2 separate regions of the Homo sapiens genome follow, and region 2 is linked to region 1. A link is an interaction called in ENCODE POLR2A ChIA-PET data of the cell type or tissue named here. Cell type or tissue: Panc1. All regions are shown on one strand.

The links. ChIA-PET counts read pairs that join two places held together with the same protein. Peaks named below come from ENCODE experiments on the same cell type or tissue, not always from the same donor. Only the 100,000 strongest peaks of a DNase experiment are listed, where the experiment ranks them.
Region 2: POLR2A ChIA-PET joins it to region 1 with 5 read pairs; 2 of 35 experiments call an interaction of 5 or more read pairs at or near these places.

The regions. Positions count from the first base shown.
Region 1 is chr17:61,169,136-61,173,135 of GRCh38, forward strand. The region is part of intron 22 of BCAS3 (BCAS3 microtubule associated cell migration factor); the gene reads left to right. Among named protein-coding and RNA genes, the nearest start is that of BCAS3-AS1, 35 kb to the left of the region's middle. In Panc1, no CTCF peak of the experiment used is centred here; no DNase peak of the experiment used is centred here; H3K27ac peaks cover 2,899 bases.
Region 2 is chr17:61,372,668-61,376,667 of GRCh38, forward strand. The region is part of intron 23 of BCAS3 (BCAS3 microtubule associated cell migration factor); the gene reads left to right. Among named protein-coding and RNA genes, the nearest start is that of TBX2-AS1, 25 kb to the right of the region's middle. In Panc1, no CTCF peak of the experiment used is centred here; no DNase peak of the experiment used is centred here.

The DNA of each region.
Region 1 (4,000 bases):
TAAGAAAGATGTTTTCTCAACAGTTCTAATACCTATGTCATTCTTATGTTCAGACAATACCAAAACTCTTTTTAACTGTAAATTGCTACCCTTAAGCCCACTTTTAAATGATGTTTAATATATTCCACTTGAAACAAAATGGCAAATCATATTAAGCTTAACAGTTTTTGAGAAGTCTGGAATGAAGGTAACATTTTATGTGCCCAGTCCTTTACATAGAAGTAGAATAACTTGGTTTGAGATTTTTGTATGTGGATAACCTAGCTGTGCAATGAGATAGGATTCTTTTTCCTTTTCTTTCCTTGTTATTTAAAAAAAATTGAGATGGGGTTTTGCTATGTTGACCAGGCTGGTCTCAAACTCCTGGCCTTATGCAATCCTCCCATCTTGGCCTCCCAAAGTGCTAGGATTACATGTGTGAGCCCGGCCGAGATAGAATTGTTTCATTTAAGGATTCCTCAGTGTACTTTAGAAGCACTCCACACCAACCTTTATAAATAAACAGAAAGTCAGAAAAATTGTTATACTTTTTCATTTGTTAAACATATTTTAAAGACCATTTGATTTTCAGACAGTGGTGGTGGTGATAAGATAATGTATTGAGGTTGTTTTTAAGCCAAGAATATCTGTGGATATGGGACCATTTTTACTTATCTCATGTAAAATAGATTTTGATCCAATTTCTGTGAGTTGATTTTTCTGAAAATGAAATAATTAACATTATTTTCTTTTCTTTTGAGACAGAGTCTTGCACTGTCGCCCAGGCTGTAGTGCAGTGATGCGATCTTGGCTCACTGCAACTTCCACCTCCCGGGTTCAAGCAATTCTTGTGCCTCAGCCTCCCGAGTAGCTGGGATTACAGATGGATGCCACCTCGCCTGGCTGATTTTTGTATTTTGAGTAGAGACGGGGTTTCACCACGTTGGCCAGGCTGGTCTCGAACTCCTGACCTCAGGTGATCTGCCACCTAAGCCTCCCAAACTGCTGTGATTAGAGGTGTGAGTCACCGCGCCCGGCTAACATTTACTTTCTAATCAGTTGGGTATTCCACACATCGAATTACACAAGGCCTTCAATAAATGCAGGCACCAGACTTACCCTTCTGCTTGAAACAAACTGAACAATGATATGATGTAATGGTTTTTTGTTTTTGTTTTTGTTTTTTGGTTTTTTTTGAGACGGAGTCTCGCTCTGTCGCCCAGGCTGGAGTGCAGTGGTGCGACCTTGGCTCACTGCAAGCTCCACCTCGAGGGTTCACACCATTCTCCTGCCTCAGCCTCCCAAGTGGCTGGGACTACGGGTGCCCACCACCACGCCCGGCTAATTTTTTGTAGTTTTAGTAGAGATGAGGTTTCACCGTGTTAGCCAGGATGGTCTTGATCTCCTGACCTCATGATCTGCCTGCCTTGGCCTCCCAAAGTGCTGGGATTACAGGCGTGAGCCACCGCGCCTGGCCGATACGATGTAATGGTTTTCAAGGTATTGGGTAACAGGCAGTTAAGGATAGTTATCCCTGAAAGATGGGAAATAAATGAAGTGAGCCCTGCAATTGTCAGAGCTCGTCGCTGGTACATATTGAAGGAAGGGGAAATCCAGGTGGAGTGCAGCAGTCTTCATGAGTGGAGGAGATAGAGGTGGGAGGTTGAGGAGGCCAAGGTGGCTAGAACTCACAGGGCAGAGTCCCCGAGAGGAAAGAGCTGTACACGGAGAGAGAACATTCTAGAGATCTACAGAGGACATCCTGCAAGCCTTCAGCTGAGCACATGGGAAACTACCCAAGGCCCAGGAAAGAGCCACTTAAAAAGATCAGAGGGAACATTCGCTGGAGCTTATGCAGGGCTGGGAGTGATTTCTGTTCCCATTAGCCAGATTGGAAAATCTCATAATTTGCAGGTAAAGTGATACAAGATTTTTGTGTCAAAAGTGGGGCAAAATTTCCTCTAAATTCCTGTAGCCTTCCTTGCTTAAAAAAAAGCAAGACCCACGGCACCTCCTAATTAAGTCGCTTATAATCAGTGATAAAGAGAAAAATGTTGTAAGGTTCTTACACTGTACATGAAGTGATATAATACATCCTAAATGTGTAGACTTGGATAAGTTACAAATATATGCTATACATTCTAAAGCAGCCTCTAAAGTAACATAGGTGTAGCTAATCAGTTAACAAATGAGATAAAAATGGCATCCTAAAAATATTCAGTAGATCCAAAACAACACATGGGAACCAAAAAGAAAAAAATGGAACAAAGAATAAATGTATGAACTAATAGAAAACATTTAGCAAGATGGTAGATTTAAACTTGGCCATATCAAAAGTCATATTGAATGTAAATGGTCTAAACACTCAATTAAAAGACAGGAAATGTAAGATTGGATAAAAAAGGCAAGAATCACCTACATCTTGCCCATAAAAATCTCACCTAAATATAAAGACATGAATAGGACAAAAGTAAAAGGATAGAAATAATGATATATTATGCTAATACTAATTTTATTTTATTTTTTTTTTGAAACAGCGTCTGTTGCCAAGGCTGATATGCAGTGACATGATTACAGCTCACTGCAGCCTCAAACTCCTGGGCTCAAGTCATCCTCCTGCTTCAGCCTCCTGAGTAGCTGGGATTTCAGGCATGTGCCACCATGCCCTGCTAATTAAAAAAAAATTTTTTTTTTTTTTTGTAGAAATGGAGTCTCACTGTGTTGTTCGGGCTGTTCTTGAACTTCTGGAATTAAGTGATTCTCTCACCTTGGCCTTCCAAAGTGTTACGATTACCAGTGTGAGCCACCATACCCAGCAAACAGGAAGCTTTAAAAAGCAGGAATGGCTATATTAATAGACAAAGTAGACTTCAGAACAAAGAATATTATCACAGAATAAGGAAACATTTCATAATTACAAAGGGGTCAGTTCGTGAAGAGAACATATCAGTTCTGAATGTTTGCCTCATTACAGAGCTTCAAAACACATGAAACAAAACTGATAGAACTACATGTAGAATTGGGTGAACACACAATTATAGTTGGAGATTCAACATCTCTTTCTCAGTCCTCAATAGAATAGACAAAGAATCAGCAAGAAGGAGATAGAATATTTAGAATAACACTAATCACCAACTTAATCTAGTTGACATTTACTGAAAAACAAAAAACACTACCAACGGCAGAACCACCTTCTTTCCAAGTGCACACAAACTATTTACTATAATAATTCATATTCTGGCCGGGCGTGGTGGCTTACGCCTAATCCCAGCACTTTGGGAGGCCGAGGCGGGCGGATCACGAGGTCCAGAGATCGAGACCATCCTGGCTAACACGGTGAAACCCCGTCTCTACTAAAAATACAAAAAAATAATTAGCCGGGCTTAGTGGCTGGCGCCTGTAGTCCTAGCTACTCGGGAGGCTGAGGAGGGAGAAGGGCGTGAACCCAGGAGGCAGAGCTTGCAGTGAGCTGAGATCGCACCACTGCACTCCAGCCTGGGCGACAGAGCGAGACTCCGTCTCAAAAAATAATAATGAAAATAATTCATATTCTGAGTCCTAAAGCAAGCCTCAATAAATCTAAAGGATTGGCTGGGCGCGGTGGCTCATGCCTTTAATCCCAGCACTTTGGGAGGCCAAGGCGGGCGGATCACGAGGTCCGGAGATCGAGACAATCCTGGCTAACACGGTGAAACCCATCTCTACTAAAAATACAAAAAGAAAATTAGCCGGGCGTGGCGGTGGGCACCTGTAGTCCCAGCTACTTGGGAAGCTGAGGCAGGAGCATGGCGTGAACCCGGGAGGCGGAGCTTGCAGTGAGCTGAGATGACGCCACTGCACTCCAGCCTGGGCGACAGAGCAAGATTCCATCTCAAATAAATAAATAAATAAATAGGATTTAAGTCATACAAAGTGTCTTCTGACCACAATGGAATTAAATTAGAAATCAGTAGCCTTAAGGGATTTGGAAAAATCACCAAATATTTGGAACCTAGCACATCTAAATAACTCATGGATTTAA
Region 2 (4,000 bases), 200 kb after region 1:
GAGGGTCCCCGAGCATACGCAGTCTCTTGCCCGCGAGGCTTCTGTGCATACTTTTCCTTTTGCCTGGAATGCTGTCTCTCAAAGCCCCCTCCTCTCTCTGTTACCCCCCTCAAAATAACTTGACTAATTCCTGCTTAGCAGACATTCCTTTCAATATTGCCTTTTCTAGAAAAATAGAATTTTTAAAGTAAACAAAACATTGACTTATTCCAACTGTTTTGTGTCTAGGTAAAGATATAACTTAATACCAGTAAAAAAGCTTTTTAAATAAACACCTGTGTACATATTAAGTACATTTTCTCTTTCGACTTTAACTCTTTCAATAACTGTAGCTGCACCTTGTCTTTCTTTTTAGTGCTCTCACACATCTGATATCAAAAGCCCAGGCCTTATGCATGGGTCCAGATCCGTGTGTAAAGTATTCCTTTTTTTTTTTTTTCTGAGACGGAGTTTCGCTCTGTTGTCCAGGCTGGAGTGCAGTGGCATGATCTCGGCTCACTGCAACCTCCGTCTCTGGGTTCAAGCAATTCTCCTGCCTCAGCTTCCCGAGTAACTGGGACTCAGATACCCACCACCATGCCTGGCTAATTTTTGTATTTTTTAGTAGAGACAGGGTTTCACCGTGTTAGCCAGGCTGGTCTCGAACTCCTGGCCTGAAGTGATCTGTCCGCATCAGCCTCCCAAAGTGCTGGGATTACAGGCATGAACCATGGTGCCTGGCCCCTATTTAAAGTATTCTTGATGCATCTCTGTTGCAGGAAGTATCTGTTTGCTACTGTTAACATTTTTTTTTTCTCTGTCACCCAGACTGGAGTGCTGTGGCACGATCTCGGCTCACTGCAACCTCCACCTCATGGGTTCAAGCGATTCTCATGCCTCAGCCTCCTCTCCTCAGGCCCTTTCCTGAGTGGCCAGGACTATAGGCGTGTGCCAACATGCCCAGCTAATTTTTGTATTTTTAGTAGAGACGAGGTTTCACCATGTTGGCCAGGCTGGTCTCGAACTCCTGGCCTCAAGTGATCCCAAAGTGCTGGGATTACAGGCATGAACCACGATGCCCAGCCCCTGTTTAAAGTATTCTTGATGCATCTCTGTTGCAGGAAGTATCTGTTTGCTGCTGTTAACTTCTTCTTCTTCTTTGTTTTTTTTTTTTTTTTTTTTGCTCTGTCACCCAGACTGGAGTACAGTGGTGCGATCTCGGCTCACTGCAACCTCCACCTCATGGGTTCAAGCGAATCGCATGCCTCAGCCTCCTCTCCTGGGGCCCTTTCCTGAGCGACTAGGACTACAGGCGTGCGCCACCATGCCCAGCTAATTTTTGTATTTTTAGTAGAGACGGAGTTTCACCATGTTAGCCAGGCTGGTCTCAAACTCCTGGCCTCAAGTGATCTGCCCACCTCAGCCTCCCAAAGTGCTGGGATTACAGGCATGAACCGCAGTTCCTGGCCCCCATTTAAAGTATTCTTGATGCATCTCTGTTGCAGGAGTATCTGAGTATCTGTTTGCTGCTGTTAACTTCCTTTTTTTTTTTTTTTCTCTGTCACCCAGGCTGGAGTGCAGTGGCACGATCTCGGCTCACTGCAACCTCTGCCTCCAGGGTTCAAGCAATTCTCATGCCTCAGCCTCCCAAGTGGCTAGGACTACAGGCATATGCCACCACACTCGGCTAATTTTTGTATTTTTAGTAGAGACAGGGTTTCACCATGTTGGCCAGGCTGGTCTCAAACTCCTGACCTCAAGTGATCTGCCTGCCTCAGCTTCCCAAAGTGTTGGGATTACAGGCATGAGCCACTGCACCCGGCCTGCTGTTGACTCTTAAGTGCTCACAGAGTCAGCTCTCAGGGTCCGGGAGACTGTCTGTTCCCCGTGACTGTTCCTTCCTGCGGCCCCGGGCTCACTGATTCTTCTTTACAGTGACAGCATTAAAGATAGGAAAAGGCTTCATCTTTTCCTGCCTGCCGTCTCTTTAACAGTCTCTGCCCTAGCCAGAAGTAGTTATTCTTGGGGATAACATAGTGGGCTCAGTCTTTGCCTCTTACCTTCTGTCATATACATATTTTACTTCCTGACCTAGTTCACCCACATCTATAACCCTTCACAAAACAATATTACGGCCAGTGCATTCTAGTACTTCCTTTTCTTCTATTATTCTAAGAATTATCTTGTACTTTCTATTTTATTTCATTTTTTAAAAAATGCACTCGTGACCCACTAAAGTGATTTCACAATACATTGGTGAATGGCAATCTGCGCTTTGAAAATCAATGCTCTAGCTTGTTCACCTAAATCCTCTGAGTTTTCCCATTTATGTATTAATTACTCTGCAGAAAAGGCTTTAAGATTATGTTCAACTAAAGCTCTTCCAAAGATTTCTGTCAGAAGCTACTTTTATGTACTGAAAGGGCTGCGCCTTTCTTTTTCTCTTGTTAACATAAAAAGAACACTTTGAACATTAGGCAGTTTTTAAGTGATCACGGGATGGTTTCAGCAAGTTAATAACAAATATTTGTTGATTGCTATGTTTTGCAAAAGATGACCTAAAAGCACTATTTGTGTGTGTGTGTGTGTGTGTGTGTGTGTGTGTGTGTACTAATAAAGTCTTTCATTTTAAGACTGTAAAAAGTAAGCTCCCAACAAATATGAGCTGTTTTTACTGGAGTCAATCAGATATGTACCAAATAACTAATCCAAATATCTCAGTGTATTGGACCCCTCTCCTGCCTCTAGAATCAGCTCTTCCAAAGGGCCTTGGAACTCCTGCCTGGGTCAGTATGGAGGGCTGGGAACTTTTTCAATCTAAGGCTACATTTCCAATAGGGATCATATTAGCCCCATCCCATACCAGGTTGCCACATGATCAGATGACAATAATTGTAGGCACCAGTACCATGTGTTAATTATCTTTTTTTTTTTTTTTTTTGAGATGGAGTCTCACTCTGTCACCCAGACTAGAGTGCAATGGCACAATCTCAGCTCACTGCAGCCTCCACCTCCCATCATGTTCCAGCGATTCTCCTGCCTCAGCCTCCTGGGTAGCGTGGATTACAGGCATGCGCCACCATGCCCAGCTAATTTTTGAATTTTTAGTAGAGACAGGGTTTCACCATGTTGGCCAGGCTGATCTCAGACTCCTGACCTCAGGTGATCCACCCACCTCGGCCTCCCAAAGTGCTGGGATTACATGCATGAGCCACCACACCGGGCCAATTATCTTTTAGCCATCCCTACTCTCTGGTCAGTCTCATTTTAAAAGCAGATAATTGATTTATCAGTATTCGCTACAGAAAGTAGTTGACCACATTTGACTTTGCAGACATTTCAGAAGATGTGGTGGTGGTTAGAATTTTCTGCATCCCACATATTTTTAAAATCTGCAATTTAGAGAGAACTTTATCCAGTCCAGCCCTAGGGGTAGATAGATGCATCCTACTGGCCCAACTCATTGCAAGGCCATGGAAATAGGAACTGACAGTGTTGCCCCAGAAAGCTGGAGAAGTGACATTTACATGTGTTATGTGGGCCTCTCAGGTCCCTTTCCCAAACCTGAGATTCTCTGATTCTAAGTGAAAGGTGAGCCTCCTTTATGGGTCCTGGGTTAGCCACACTGTTCCTGTCCTAAGCAAACCCGGAGGTTGTGTGAGCTGAAGATGCTGCCTTCACAGGGCCATCGTGGCTCATAGCCCCATAGGTCACATTCCCTGCTTCCCTACCACACACAACCACCAAGCTGCTTTGATCTTTCCAGAGAATCTTCTCTCCTCTTCCTACAGCCACTCTATCAGGCAAACTGGTATTTACCCCAGATACCCAGGAAGGGTTAGTCTTTCGGCCTCCTGAAAGTAGGAATCGCTCTCCTCTCCAGGATCCCCAGTGTGGCCGCCCATGAGACCCAGTCTTGTCTTTTAATTTTTTCCTCCAAGCCTTACCTCTCCAACTTCCTGGGTCCCCTTCTCAAGATGCACAAGGGTGATTCATCTGTGCAAGCCATAGCTTCTGGCTT